Linked DNA regions of Homo sapiens: region 2 is linked to region 1. A link is a loop called in an ENCODE intact Hi-C map of the cell type or tissue named here. Cell type or tissue: heart left ventricle. All regions are shown on one strand. Links, peaks and the distances in the headings refer to the core of each region. The heading gives the core; the rest is flanking DNA. Region 1 has its middle 21 kb from the start of LINC02038. Region 2 has its middle 38 kb from the start of LINC02038.

What was found. Peaks named below come from ENCODE experiments on the same cell type or tissue, not always from the same donor. Only the 100,000 strongest peaks of a DNase experiment are listed, where the experiment ranks them.
Region 2: it touches region 1 in a loop (2.7-fold over the local background); 11 of 110 quality-filtered maps call a loop at or near these places.

What each region holds. Positions count from the first base shown.
Region 1 is chr3:193,860,567-193,868,683 of GRCh38, forward strand. No RefSeq gene overlaps it. Among named protein-coding and RNA genes, the nearest start is that of LINC02038, 21 kb to the left of the region's middle. In heart left ventricle, for the core only: no CTCF peak of the experiment used is centred there; a DNase peak (open chromatin) is centred at 3,572; H3K27ac peaks cover 1,184 bases.
Region 2 is chr3:193,801,674-193,809,790 of GRCh38, forward strand. No RefSeq gene overlaps it. Among named protein-coding and RNA genes, the nearest start is that of LINC02038, 38 kb to the right of the region's middle. In heart left ventricle, for the core only: no CTCF peak of the experiment used is centred there; a DNase peak (open chromatin) is centred at 3,968.

The sequences.
Region 1 (8,117 bases), core at 2,375-4,874:
CCTCCTTTAGTGATAAACCATAACAAAAAGTTCAGTGATACCAGGTTTTGGTGAGTATAGAGAAAGGTAGGAATTTTAGGGCCCTACTGGTGGGAGTAGGGACTGGCATAACCATCGTGGAAGACTGCTTAATGGTTTCTGCTAAGGATGGAGATATGCCAACCTCTTATAACCTAGTTATTCCACTTCCGGGAAAATCCTAACAGAAATGTGTGCAGCATGGATAGGAATGTTCCCAGCAGCACCATTCAAAATAGTCCCAAACTAGGAACAACACAGATGCCCTTTGAAAGTCAAATGGATAAGTAAATGGTGGTGTGTTCTTACGTTGTGGTGGTGAAAATATGCCAACGGCAGTCTCACACAAGCAGGGATGGTGTGGCCCCTAATTTTGAGAGAGGGAAGCCAGACCCAAAAGAGTACATGCATACGATTCCATCTCCATCTCCGCCTCCCTTTCCATCTTAAGGACTTTTCTGAAATGCCATTTTATCTCCTTCCACTTCCACCTCTTGGCACCAGCAGCCCAACCAGTATGCGTCTGCTTCTGTAACACCATTCAGGAATTTATGATGATGTTTTGCATGGTAAAACATCATATGGAGATCAAAGACAATCAGAATCACACTGTGTTGTTTAGAGACCAGCAGTGCATACTTAGCTGGTGGGAGGAGAGAACAGTAGAGAGGTGGTTGCCATAAAAGTCAAGATAAAAGTTATTTTTGGTGGGAAGGGCTATGACAGGAAGGGGAGTGAAATGCTGCCAATGCCTTGTTACTTGTCCTGGGTGGTGGCTGTGCAGGTGTTTGTTTTATAACAGTTTGTTTTGCTGTAATTTATGTTTTATAAACATTTCTGTATGTATTCTGTATTTGAAAATAATAATAATTTTTGAAACCACCACAGATCACAGCACTTATAAGTTCACAGTGAGAGTGCAAAGGATACTTTGCAAAGTTCTTTCAAGAAATCTTAAATTCTCAAGTGCCACGCGGGCAGTGATTTCCCCCGTGAAATTTCTATATGCTGTCCAAGAAACATCTTTTTAGACATCTTCACTTTCAAAAGAGGCATTTTTTTTTCAAAGAAGATTTTATCACTTATCAGAATATGTTGCCTGATAGAGAGTCTAAATGGGCAGCATGAACCCTGTTCTCCCGAGTAAAGTGATGCACCAGGGGCCCCCTCTTCACAGTGTACCCTGTTTCAATTCCAAGTCCCAGACCCTTGAGAACCTCTGGAATAACTGATACCAAAAAATGCTAGTCCTCTGAATACAGTGATAGCTAACAGTTTCACCCTGCAATTTGTTCATTCCCCTTTATGGAGGAGAAAATGGAGGCACAGGGTAGTTAAGGAACTACTGTCACCATCTAGGAAACAAACAGAGGCCCTCTGGCTCTGGAGCCTGCATGAGTAACCACCCAACCATCCTACCTCCCCCACTATTGTCTAAATTAGATATCAGCACATGTTGGGGAAAATGTTTAAATTCTCCTTCTCCCCATGGTCAAAAATATCATTTTTTTCTCTTCCAAGATGTCTCTCGATTCTGTCCTTTATTTTCATTTCCCCGGCTTAACATTGGCCAACTCCATCCCTCACCTGGTTTATTGCACGTTCTCTCTATATCCAACTCCTCTCTCCCCAGCCATAAATCCTTTGATGGTTCCCTACTGTCTGCCTGGTCTAGTCCTGACCCTCACCACGACCAAAGCGCTTCATGGCCTGGCCTTTGCCTTTTCTTCAAGTTTCATCTCCTACTCACCTCTTTGCATATCTACCTGCTAACAATCCCAGACTATGTACCATACCCTCATGTACCAAGGACGTTCTAACTACAGTTAGAAGTTCCTCTGCTGGCCGTTCCTCCTGTCCTCTCCTTCCTCTCTCTAATTCTATTTATCCTTCAAGACCAGTGCAAATACCACCTTTTCTGGGGAGCATTCTCTGAAGCCATCCAGCCTAAACCTCTCTCCTCAATCTTGCTGTATCTCTTGTCGCTTTTATACGAGTCTGCTCAGGCTGATATTTGCCCAACTGCCCTCCCACTAGTCTAAACTCTTGAGGGTAAGGGCTGTGTCTTAGCTACATTTTGATCCCAAAGTCTGTCATAAAACAGCATGAGCTATTCAGTTCATATTAAATGAATCTGTATCACCCAGTTAAGTTTCTGTCCAAGGGTGAGGATTTACATGTCACTATGATATTCTTTTGTCCTAACATTCTGGCCTGGTTCCTCCTGGAGAAAGATGGCTAAAGCAGAAGTCAGGGGGACAGAGTTGTTTCCTGGCCAACGGGAGACAGCTGATACTGGGAACAGCATAGAGGACCACTCACTTTGGGTATAAGTCTGGCTGGAAAATCCACCTGAAACAGATTTTCCCTGCCTCAGTCTGGGACTCCAAAGACTGGTTCGCCAAGGTGAATCAGGACAAGAAGTGGAAAATTCCTCCTTCACATTTCACTGGGAAACTTGAACCAGAAATCAATGTGTCAGGCCCAGCCTGTCTCGTTTTTCCAGACAAGACTCCCTGATTCTCCAGTCTGCCCTGAGAGGTGCTGCAGCAGAAACAGCGCAAAGCTGCTGAAGACTTTCATGTGGCTTCTCCTGTTAGAAAATCACAGCCCCCCCACCTCTAGAAGCCTGTGGAACACAGCATCATGGAGAATCTGGCTTTTCTTCCAGGCAGGGCATGGGAACTATTTTTCAAGGGAAAGGACGTGCATAATTGCTGGGGAAATATACACATTTAATTTCTCTGGAGCCCTTGAAGCTTTCTTCCTTAAATAAATCATTCTGCAGGATCCTGTGACCTGAGACCTGGAAGTGGTTTTGTTTTGACCTGGAGCCACGGCCTCCAGAGAGAGGAAGTCTGTCCCATTTGGATGCCTATGTGAACGCACACGACGTGGCTTTACTCTCCCCCAAAATGGGCAGACGAGGTGGAGTTGCTAGAGTCTATCATGTAGGTCCTTTTCAAGAGCTGAGCAGGTACATGACCACCTGTCTGCCTTATACATTAAAAAGAATAGGAAACCATTATCTTGAGACAGGTGATGAGGGCTGCAAGCTTGGGTAAGGGGATTTTTGGAAGCTTTTGAGAAGCTGTATGTTGGAGCTGACAGAGAAAGCAGAAACCGTCTTTGACAAACCCCTTTATTTACAGAGCAGGACACCAAGGTCCAGAGAGGGAAATCCTGTCACCAGTGTCCCCAAGGACTGCCTGTATGAAGTCGCCTTGGAACTGGTCACAAAAACCACTTCTGGGCCTCATCGCAGATGCAGGATCTCTGAGGATTTCCCTAGGAACCAGAGTTTGACGCACTTCCCAAGTAGTTCTGATGTACTCTGAAGCTTTGGAAGCTGTGCTAAGTTCTCTGGACTTTCTGCTTGGACGCAGGTTGGGTCCAGCCTTCACACAGGCCTCGGCTGTTTCTTCATCTGCCTCTCTCTGCCTGCCCCTCCAATTACCATCAGTCCCTCCTGAGCTTCCTCACTTCCAGGTCACCTCTCCCTGCTGGCCTCCCTTCCAGGCCACCCATCTAAGGCTCCTGCATTCTAAGCTGCCAACATCAGGAGAGGGAACAGCACGCTCTGTTCAGGAATGTCGAGCTGGACAGGGCCCAGGAGAGGATCCAGTGCTGCCCCTCCTCCCTGCTCCCCATCCATATAGGTTTCTTTCTCTGTTCCCCCTTGTGTATTAAATGCTGACATTGCTCATGGAAGCAATAGCATCTGCTGTTTCCGGAAGCTGGAAGCACTGTGTGGTCTCAAGAGGGTCCTGGAAGATGCTAAGGGCTTTGGAATTTAGGGACTCGCTCAAGGCTTATTATAAACTGAGTCCTTGGATGATTGAAAAAGAGTAACCATTTTGCCAAATGTCTGTGCTATGGTTTAGAGCTTTGCTAAGTTCATACAATGTTATAATCGGTTCCTCCCATACGACCACCTACAGCCATCAGCCATTAATTTATGTGCATGTCTTTTTGAAATTCCTTTGTGAGTGATACTTACTTGAAGCCAGGGTGGTTAGTCTTAAAGCAAGCAGAGAAGAGGGATGGAAGCCCGTGGCTGTGGAATCTGGTCAACACGAGGCCACATTCCTGCCTCACCTGGTATAGTTGCTGGGCCTGGGGACCTGTCCGACTCCTCCCTACAGCTCCTGTTTTCTCACCTGAAAAGTGATTGTAATTTCTACTTCACAGATGTTCTACCATCTAGAAGCACTGTGCCTGAGGCCAGCACATAGATAGAGAGTGTTTCTTTTCTGTTCCTTACCTTTTTAAGCTGCTATTTGAGACAATTTGCTGCAGACTCTCTAGGCCCAGTTCCCTGTGCTCTAACACTCTTCCTCGTAGTAAGAGGACTCTTCTGGAAAGAACTCTTAAGTTGTTAAAGATAGAAAAGTAATCTCATGAGGATGCAAAGGCATAAGATACAATGTACTTTGGGGACGTGAGGGGAGCGGGGAAGGAGGACGAGGGATAAAAGACTACTCATTGGGTACAGTGTACACTGCTTGGGTGATGGGTGCACCAAAATCTCGGTAATCACCACTAAAGAACTTATCCATGTAATCAAATAACCACGTGCTCCCCAAAAACTATTGAAATAAATGAAAATAAAAAATAAAAATATCTGCAGTGGCTCACGCCTGTAATCCTAGCACTTTGGGAGGCCAAGGTGAGTGGATCTCTTGAGCCCAGGAGTTCCAGACCAGCCTAGGCAACATGGCAAGACCTCATCTCTACAAAAATAATAAAGTAAATAAAATAAAAAGAAGGAAATGGAACTATATGTACTGGTAGAGAAAGATGTCCAAGATGTCCAAAAAAAGCAAGTTGGAGAGCAACAAATAATATAATCCTATTTTCTAAAATAAATATTTTGCTGGGGTAAAAAAAAAGAAAAGTAAATTCTGAGTCACTACCATTGAAATGACTGTATCTCAGATGAGTACTTGAGATTCAGTCTGTCATGGTGGCCACCTTAAGAGGAACTGGAACCAAATTACCTAAGTTAGACTAGACAACAGCTAAGGCTCTTCTCCTTCTTATGATTCTATGATAACAAATTTGGCTTGACCTTTAAGGCCCTTCATAATCCCAGTCAAGCCCGTCTTACAGACTCATCTAACATTATTCCTCTAAACTCCATATTCCTTCCACGCTGTGCAGTTTACAGTGTCCCACCCATATCATGCCCCATCCTGCAACCAGACTTCTGATTCTTATACTTTCCACTCTTCCTCCCCTTTCCAATATTAGATTCCACCCATTCTTGAAGGCCCTCTTCCCTCAAGCCCCTCCTGCTTCCACAGTGGCAGTACACACTCCAGCCTTCCATCTGCGTTTCTCTTGCAGTGCTCCTAGCAAACTACCTTGTATTCTGGGTATATGGAAACATGTCTTATCAGACCACATCTTACTGGACTCTCTGAGGACAGCTCCTGGGTCTCAGTTTTTCTCAGAATGCCTCTAGCACCTGGCACACAAAAATTGTGCATGAAATGTTTATTGAATTGAGCCAAGGAATTCCAAGAATTAATTCACATAGACTCAGTAGACTCAGTGTTTGGTTTGAGCATTTTTCTTATTCAGGGCATGCTGGCAACAAGGATCAGGTACCCTCTGGAACAATTTCAAATGAAAAGAGGGATTATTAAAAGGATACAGGGGTCTGTTGTTGACCTCCAAGGACAGGAAGTGAGAAAGGATGAATCACAAAAGAACAAAAAAGATCTCCTCTCTGTGTCCTTCAAGGGGCTACGGGGGTTCTTGTCACCCCTAACTCTTTCTGCGTGTCAACTCTCTTCTCCTCTTGGCAGACTGGACCTCTCTGGAAGGCCCTTCGTTTTCTCTCTCCCACAGTTCAGGCTTGCCTGTGGCTCCTGCTGTGTTCTGCATGGTACTAGCTCCTGTCCTGCTGTCTCAGGACCTTTCAGTTCAAGCATCCTCCTAACCTGAGTCTCTGTGTCTCTTACCTCAAATTCTCTCTCTCAAAAAAAAAAAAAGGTGGGGGGGATTGGCTGGGCCAGAATTTGGCCCAAAGCCACCACTGGTCTGTGGTGACCAGGAGCAATACCATATGATTTCCCAGGCCCCACCCTTTCAGCAAGAGGCTGGAATTTGGGGGGAGGGTCGTGATGTTTCCTACTAACTGGCCATTAGCTGGATCATCATTTCCAAAGGAATCTAATACAATAATGTCCACAAAAAGCAGTGAAGGATACAGAGACCACAAAATAGATCCACAACGTGGGACAGAGTGTCATTGGCCTCCCAACAGTTTCACAGGAGCCCCTTGGATGCTGCAGAGCATGGGTCTCTGGGGACTGGAGGAGCTGAGGGCCACTCCCAGGTTGGCTCAATCTCCCTGAGAACCTTTTCTTTGCATTTTTGTTTTCTTCCCAGGAGCAGGCAAGTCTGACTAGATGGATATTTCTGGTCTTCTCTCAGTAGCCAACAAAGGCAATGCCAGGGTTGACAGGAAGAGAGCTGGGGAGAAGGAAGAAGTGGAGAGGGACGGTGTGAATGCAAGCAGCCAGGTGTGCACCCACCAGGTCATGCGGGGAACACTGGAAGAGGGCACTAAAGTCAGTTCCAGCAGGGTTGGGTGAGACCTCAGGGTGATGCATGGGCACTGTTTTTGCTCTCCCTACTGGACCATTCAGCCTGAGACATGCTGTAGTCTCTCCATTAAAAGAGTCCTCCACTGGCTCCTTACATCCTCTCTGTCCTAGTCGGTTTGGCTACTATAACAAACTATCATAGATTGGATGGTTTATACACAACAGAAACTTGTTTCTCACAGTTTGGGAGGCCAGAAGTCTGAGAACAGGATGCTAGTCTGGTCAGGTTCATTGAGGGCCTCCTTCCAGGTGCAGGCTGCAGACCTCTCATTGCAGCCATACATGGTAGAAAGACCGCCAGAGAGCTCTCTGGGGTCTCATGTGTGAGGGCACTCATCCCATTCATGAGGGATTTACCCTCAGGACCTAATGACCTCCCAAGGCCCCCTCACCTAATACCACCACAGTGGGATTTGGAGTTCAGTGTACAGATTTGGGAGGCACACAACATTCAGTTCATAGCACTCTCTAACTACTACCCCAGTTTCCTTTTTCAGCCAATAATGATGCCCAAAGTCACATGCCCTCTGGGAGCATTACCCACAGGAACATGTGGGATTGGTTCATTGCCACAGAGATTTGGTGGGGCCCAAAGGAACTTCTAGAAACTTCAAGTTTACACATCACTACATCTGCTTTTGTTGTCTCTGTGGACTCCCAGTCGCTTCACAGGAGGCCGCTGGATGCTGCTGAACATGCATCTCGGGGGCCTGGGGGAGCTGAGTGCCACTCCCAGGTTGGCTCAGACTCGGCCCTAAGCACCGCGTAGTGATGTGCTTCCCCTGCCACCCCCCACCTCACCGCACTCTCCTCGCTATGTTCTCTCCATCTCCAGGAGACACTTCCCCTTCAAGGCCCCATTTAAAATTCTCCTTTTCTGTGAAGACTTTGCTGATCTCACAGCCAGACAAGCCTCTCCTTCCACTGGACTCAACATCCTTTTGCCCGTATCAAGAAGGTAGCAATTGTCATGCTCCACATGGGTCTCCCTGACAAGCCCGGGCACTGCCTGGTGGCAAGAACCGCACCTCATTCATCTTTATGGTGCCCAACACCCGCTAGACTCTCAGGATTGTTGGATAAAGGAAGACTTCTTTGCCAGACATTGAGCAAGACTCAGTTTTTGTAAGGTGTATATGCTCATCTCTAAAATAGGGGCAGACAGGCCTACTCAAATCCAGTGAGTCCAGCAATGGGGGGAATGCCTTGCAAATCCTAGAGAACTGCAAGGATGTGTGAGGATTCTTCTCCATGCCATCACATACTTCTCAGGGCCAGCCTGGTGACCTGGCCCAAGAGAAGCAGGTATAAGATCATTCCGGCCATGCATGTTTTCATTTCCATGAGATGAAGAACTGTGTGTCAGTTTTGACTCTTACATACTGATGCCAGATGCACTCTTGCGTGTGTGGATCTCTCCCCAGTCCAGGGCAGTAACCTCACAATGGTACCTACAGATGCACAGGAGTTGCCTAAACATTG
Region 2 (8,117 bases), core at 2,631-5,130, 59 kb before region 1:
ATCATTGATTTTAAACCTTTCTTCTTTTTAATATAAGCATTTAAGCTATAAATTACCATCTAAGCAATGCTTTAGTTGCATACCATACATTTTGGTATGTTGTATATTCATTATCAGTCAGTTTAAAATATTTTCTTTTTTCTTTCTTTCTTTTTTTTTTTTTTTTTAAGACACAGTCTCCCTCTGTTGCCCAGGCTGGAGTGCAGTGGCACAGTCTTGGCTCACTCAGCCTCTACCTCCCAGGTTCAAGTGATTCTTATGCCTCAGCCACCCAAATAGCTGGCATTACAGGCGTGCTCCACCAAGCCTGGCCAATTTTTGTGTTTTTAGTAGAGACCGGGTTTCACCATGTTGGTCAGGCTGGTCTCAAACTCTTGGCCTCAAGTGATCCGCCCACCTCGGCCTCCCAAAGTGCTTGGATTACAGGTGTGAGCCACCACGCCTGGCCTCAAAATATTTTCTAACTTCCCTTTTAATTAATTCTTTGACCCAGGTCCAAGTTCGAAGCATGTTATTTAATTTCTAAATATTTGGAGGATTTTCTAGGTATCTTATTGTAATTGGCTTGTAGCTTAGTTTTGTTTGCTGGAAGAATACATTCTGTAATACTTCAATTATTGGAAACATTTTGAGATATATTTTGGGCCTCAGCAAATGTTTGATCTCAGTCAATGTTCTATTTGCAGCTGAAAATCATGTGTATTTATACTTATTGGGTGTGGAAAGTTCTATAAATATCAATTAAGTTGTGTTGTTTGGATCTATATCTTTACTGTTTACTTTTTTGTATACTTGTCCTATTAATTACTAAGAGAGGGATTCATAGCAAGCTTTTTAAAGCATAAATCAGAATATGGCCTTCCCAGTGTAAATTCCTCAAAGTCATCTTAGTGCATTTAGAATAAAATCTAATCTAGCCTGGGCAACATGGCAAAACCCTGTCTCTACAAAAAATACAAAAAAAAATTAACCAGGCAGGGTGGTGCACGCCTGTGGTCCCAGCTACTCGGGAGGGTGAGGTGGGAGGCAGAGGTTGCAGTGAGCTGAGATCACGCTACTGCACTCCAGCCTGGGTGACAGAGTGAGAGACTGCGTCAAAAGAAAAAAAAAAAAAAGGAATAAAATAGAATCTTGCCCTGACCTGTAAGAGACTATATAATTCATTTCACGTCCTTCCCTCAGATCTCCTCTTCTAGGACACCAGCCACCTCCCCACCCTAAACACTAATTATACACCAGTCACTCTGGCTTTTTCTCTGTTCTCTTAACCCACTAAATCTATTCCTCAGGACTTTTGCATTTGCTATTGCTGTTCCCTTAGCGTGGGCTTATATCTTCACCCAGATGATCGCACAGCTACCTCCTTCACACCCCTTAAACCCAAATGTCATTGCCCCAGAGATACCTCCCAGGACCTCTCTATCTGGAGCATTCTTTATCACATCACCCTGAATTATTCTCTTTCAATAATTTTTAACTATTAAAATTAACCCCTTTTATTAATTTTTTTGTGTTTATGGTTTGTATGTTAGTTGTGTTCAATGCTCCATTTCTAAAGCTGAGAATAGAGCTGGCTTGTAGTGGATATTCAATAAATACTTGTTGTATGATTGGATCATGGTTGGAAGGATGGGTGGATAGACTATCAGTATCTAACGCCATTCAATATTATCTGTCTTGTTTCATAACTGTCTCCATTTAGGTGTTATGACTGGGCTGTGAGGTCTTTGAAAACAGGAACTCATTCTACTTTATCTCTATCTCTATGTCTCTGACACAGCAGAGCAATTGCCCAGTAAATAATTGTTGGACAAAACTATGGATGGCCCAGGTGCTTTCAGAATACTCTGTACACACCTGTCAGCAGTCACTTTATTGCATAACTGTTCTCAATCAACTAAGCCAGAGTTTGGCACAGGGCCTCGTACATAATGTATGCTCAATACATGCTAGCAGAAAGAAAGAAGAAAAGAGGGGGCCGGGTGCGGTGGCTCACACCTGTAATCCTAGCACTTTGGGAGGCCGAGGCAGGTGGATCACAAGGTCAGGAGTTCGAGACCAGCCTGGCCAACATAGTGAAACCCCATCTCTACTAAAAATACAAAAATTAGCCAGGCATGGTGGCGCGCGACTGTAGTCCCAGCTACTTGGGAGGCTGAGGCAGGAGAATTGCTTGAACCTGGGAGGCGGGGGTTGTGGTGAGACGAGATTGCGCCACTGAACTCCAGCCTGGGTAACAAAACAATACTCTGCTAAAAAAAAAAAAAAAAAGAAAAGAAAAGAAAAGAGGGTAGGAAGAAACCTGTCACAGCTCTGATGAAAGCATTAGCTGCAAATTTCAAGTCTGGGGCCCCAAGATCAAAATGTTAGAAAGGGTCTCCTTGCCCGTTAGTTACTTTGAGAAGTCAGAAGAACTACAGTTCCTCAGTGGATGTTACACTTACCAGGTGTGGGATGCTCCCATCACAGGCAAAGGAAGCAGGGCTATAGAAATGGTTTATTCCCCTATAGCCCTGTAGTATAGAACAGATGTCACAGCAGTTGCCCAGAAAAATGGTGACCAAAGCATTTTCATGTACATCTGATTAGCCGTGAAGGCTTAATTGTTTCTTAAATGTTTGTTGGAAAAGAATACTTTCTAGTGAAGAAGAAAGAACAAAAAATGTGCACCACAGACCATGAAATCATTTCTGCTCCGATCGTTGAACATCCAGTGTCTTTTCCTTTAAAGGATTCAAATTAACCTGGGACTTATAGAAGTTTTGTCACTGTTGCATGAAACACTGATTTCATTAGAACTCCCAGAACTTCTCTTCCACTGCACCGCGAGCTTTGTCTGTGACAGCTTATTCACTCTCTCCTCCCATGCCTAGCCACAGGCTTGACCCTAGGTTGCACTTAGCAAGTGGGCTTTGAGTTGAAAAAACGCAGACTTGGAAGCTGCATTGTTCTCGCCTGAGGTGGATAAATATTGAGGTGGTCAATCAACCTTTGTGGCCCACCATCCCCTGCTCCCTGCAGCCCACCTGCACCAATGATGGCTGTGCAGATCCATGGTGGGGCTGCCCAAGTTTCTCCTCAGCTTCATTCACTTTATCCAGAATGAGAAGGAGAGCCAGGGTTAGGTCAGGTTTTGACATATGATAGTTCTGATTCCATGAAGTAAGTAACTAGCTAAACCATTACAGAATATTGGGTATTTGTGGAAAATCTGCCATTTGGTTTCCTTAGACGGTGATATACAATTCTGGAGAGGTGTGAATATCAGGATTGACTTATTTTGGTCTATAACCCTGTACTATGTTCTAGTAATAAAAATGATAAATCCTATATGTAGAAACAAAGGCTAGCAAGTGCCCAAAAGACAGGGTAGAAATGGATGAAAATTGCAGACTTAAATCTGGATTCCTATGTATATCATTTACCCATCAGATCCTAATGAAATGCTAACACAGGACTCCTAAGATAAATATCTCTGATGTTACATTATATAAAATGAGGTTTATAATAAAAATTTTTAAGATTAAGATTGTTGTTTGGTGGGGGGAGGGATAGCATAAGGAGATATACCTAATGTAAATGATGAGTTAATGGGTGCAGCACACCAACATGGCACATGTACACATATGTAACAAACCTGCACGTTGTGCACATGTACCCTAGAACTTAAAGTATAATAATAAAAAAAAAAAAGAAAAAAAAGAAACTGGAGATATTTTCTGGTTTATATGACTTTCTAAAAGGCATTTTTAAAGTATAATCTATATATCCATGATGCATATTACGGCATCCAAATTTACAGGCTTATTTTTAAATGAAAGAAAAAGAAAAATCTATCAGAAAAAGTCAGAGCCGGATGGAGCCTTTATGTGTAGATGGTCCACGCTGTCTGTAAATAAGCAGGTTGGCCTTCAGCAGGGGTTTCCAAACTCTGGTTCTTGGACCGGGGCCAGCTCCCGCTGCCTGCTGCATCACCTTGCAAACTTATTAACCAGGCAGATTGCCAGGCCGCATCCCTGGAGGCTCTGAGTCAGCCAACTCAGTCTGGGAACCATTGGATTTAAGGCGCTTTCCCAGACATGAGATTCAAGAAGCCTGTGACTCCAGGCTTATCCCTGTCCTTCATCACTAAGGATGGTCAGCGTGAGGATAAAAATGGCATTAGGTCCATCTGTACTGGGACTGGGCCTCTGTGTTAGAAAGGACTTTGGGTCCTCAATCGTTGTTGAAACTTTTTAATTCATAAGTGACACTTTTCTGGTTGCCATATACAAACCTACAGCTCTAGCCACACTGATCTCATTCATTCATTTGTTCACTTGTATCACAAACATTTACTGAGTGCCTACTGAGAATGCAGTTGTCAGTTCTGCTTTTAAGTCCAGTGACAACAGCAGGCACGTACACAGATTTATGACCCAATGATTATGGAGAAAGAGCAAAGTATTAGGGTAGCATCTAGAAGGAACTATCATGATCCATCCCCTAGGGATGAACACATTTCCACTTCAAGCTGAAAAACGAAAAAAATTGCTGGGGAGGCAAATAGACAACCCAAAGTATCTGTCAACAAGGCCATCACAATCATTCAGTAAACCATGTTAATTTCTTAGTTCATAACTGGACCATGGTTATACGAGATGCCAACATTAGGAAAGCTGGGTGAAGGGTGTATGGGAACACTCTATATTATCCATTATCCTTGCAAATCATCTATAAGTTTAAATTTTTAAACAAGTTTTAGAAAATTATCATTTAGATAGAGAAGACAAGGGAGAGACCCAAGGTAGTGACTGTGGGGATAGCTGAGCCAGGCATTTTTGAGAGATTTAGGAGGTAGAATGAAGAGAATTGAGGCATTGTTCAAGTGTGGAAGGATGAAGGAGAGGGGTGCTTTGACCAATAGTGGGACATGGGGCATGATTCCCTGGGCTAGAAGAGGCAGGGTCTGGGAGGAAGGATGGTGAGATCAGAGGTAGGTGTGGTGACTTGGATGTGCTTGTGGGAGCTTCATGTGGAGAAGGTTGGAAGAGCATTTAATATCTAGGTCTGGGGCTCAGAAGAGGGGTTGATGCTACATATAAAGATCTGGAAATCAACAAGGAACAAATGAGGAAACCATGACTATGACAGTAATAGAAATAAGTAAGATGCATGGACTTCTTCTGAAGAGGGTTAGAGATTGATAAATAAAAAATGAGTAGCGGTCAGAGCCTTAGAGGAGCTCGACAGAGAAAGAATAAGTGGAAAAAAAGAATCCAAAGAGGCAGAGGGAACACCAGCCAAGTATGATGTTACAAAGGCCAAAGGGAGGAAGGATTTTCAAGACAGAGGCAAGACCAATACACAGAAAGGTCAAGTAAGACAAGAACAGCAATTAGCGGGTTGTTGGCAACTTTGGTGAGTTTAAATTAATCATTATCTTTCAACTAAATGTTTTGGATAGCACAAAAACAATACGGAAAAATCAGTGAATATTTTAAAGTACCTGCTTTGATGAAACACGCCCTGAGCATCAGTCACCCTGGTATTGTGAAGAATCCATGTGTGATCTTGGGTGTCAGGCAGACCTAAGATCAAACAGTGGCTCTGTCACTTGCCAAGTGAGAGACTTTGAGCAAGTTACTTAATTAACCTTTTCAGTTGCACCTGTAAAATGAGGATAGTACTACACACCTTTCTTGTTGAGGATTAAAGATAATGCATGTAAAGCTTCTACCATGGTGTCTGGCTCATAAAGAATGAAAGCCATTATTATGGGCCAGGTACTCCCCTTCTGGTCTCTAAAGTACCTTATACATCCACCTCCTGTGTCACTGATTATGACTTACTGAAACAACTTGGTCTTTATAACTGTCTCCCAACCCCAGCCTTCACCAGACTGCCAGCTTCTTAAGGATGTCTTATTCAACTTAGTTTCCCCATCAGCCAACACAGAGCAGACATCCAGGAGGTGAACTTGCTGTGCAGGATCAGAAGGAAGCACTGGAGGTGGGCCCTGCCTTAGAGATACTCATGGGAAGATTTCTTCTACGAGATGAAATTGGAGATGCAGGTCTGAAAGCAAGATAGTTGTGTGCTCACATGGGCCTGCAAGGAGCTGAAGGTCATTTTTTAAAGTTTGCAATCAATCTAATTCTGTAAATCTCAAAGAAAGGATGATAAATCAGAGAAACTGAGGAGGACACGTGGTGCAACTTGATAGTTCACTGATTCACCCAAACTCACACAATATGACTCTATAATTATGGAGAGGATACCTTTCTGAATCAAGAAGAAAAAGAAAAACTATAAAAGTCAGGATACATAGTCTAATGAAGGATTGTGAGCAGGCACCAGGTATGAAAGAGAATCTGGAAGGGTAACAGCTTGAATGTCAGGCTATGGGGATTTTTAAGCCATTTTAAGAGCTCCATAAGAAGCATCTCTGAAGCCAGGGCCATCCTAGGCCACCACCAAGTGAGAGCCCAGAGTGGCTCATACACCCACTATGTTAGTTTCCTACGGCTCCCGTAGCAAACGATCACAAGCTGGGTGAAAAATGTATGGCCTCACAATTCTAGAGGCCAGAAGTCTGATACCAAAGTATTGGCAGGGATAGTTCTTTACTGGGGACTCGGAGGGAGAATCTGTGCCTTGCCTCTCTCCTAGCTTCTGGCGGCTGCTGGCAATCCTGCGCGTTTCTTGGCTTTTACAAGCATCACTCCGGTCTCCACCTCTGTCTTCACATGACGCTTCCCCACTGTGTGTCTCTGCGTCCAAATCTTCCTCTTTTTATAAGGACACCAGTCATTGGATTAGGGCCTCCCCTCAATTTAGTATGACCTCATCTTTACTTGATTACATTTACACAGACCCTATTTCCAAATGAGTCACATGCACAAGTCCTGGGGGTTAGAACGTTGACATATTGTTTTGAGGGACACAGTTCAACCTACAAAACTTCCAGGTGCTCCTGCTGCCCTTCCACCCTTGCACACTATTCCCCGGCCTCTGAGAGCTCTGTGCAGTGATTCAGTCTTGCCATATTCTCACCTCTCCATACCTGCAAACATGCTGGGCCTTTTCCCAGGCATGCTCCTTTCAGCCCCTTCTCTTCCACTGGGAAACTAGTTGGGATGTTATCCTTTAAAACTCAGGAGATATTTCCCATTTTCTAGGAAGATTTTCCTCCCTCTCATTGCTTCTCAGAATCACTTGCTGGATTTTCAGTTCCCCCTAAACCCCTCTGTGTATCTTGAGTATGACATTTAGCAAGATAGATTATGACAAATTGTTGACGTGCCTTCTCTTTTCAGTAGACTGCAAGCTTTGTGAAAACAGTAGTCACAGATTTTACCTCTGCATTCTCTATGCCTGCTACACAGTGGATATCCAACTGCTTAAGAGTCAGAATTTGGTAGGAGGCTTAACTCAATGCTCTGTGGCATTGGAGTCTGTTTGAATGGGCCAGTCTGGTCAAGCTAAATTGTGCCATTTCTTCTAGCCCAAACCAACACTTTCCATGGGGTCAAGCGTGGGCTGTCAGTGAATTTCCAACCTAATTTCCTCTCCTTCCCATCTCTGTGGGAGGTCTTTGTGCTGGACCCTGTCAGGCCAAGCCTGATGTGAGCTGACAGGCTGGGCTGGTGGCTCCCCAGTCTGCTCTAAGGGAGGCTGCAAGCAAGGGCTGTTGGCTGGTGGGGTCCAGTGCCACAATGCCACATTCAGTGGCTGCTGGGGGGTTCCCCTGTGTGTGTGTGGGCAGCTCATGGTCCAAGGCCAGCGAAGGCCCATAAAAATGTCAGGCCTGTGCAAAGGACAGAGCTCTTTGGCCTTCTTTCTCCCCTGGCTAGAGGTTTTCTTCCTAGTTATGTCTCCTTAAAAGAAGCCCTTCCTTTTCTCCACCTGGGGATCCTGCCCCTCCAGTGTTCTCACCAACAAGTATACAGAGCAGAGGTCAGAGGAGACACGGCACAGACGTCAGTGGCATTTCAGAGCATAAAACTCTTCTCAAAAGAAGGTTTAATCCAATCCCTTCTCACAGATGGGGAAACTGAAGCCTGGGATGAGAGACTTGCCTAAGACCATGCAGAAAACTGGCAAGAGAGAGAGGGATAGAGCCTAGTTCCCCAATC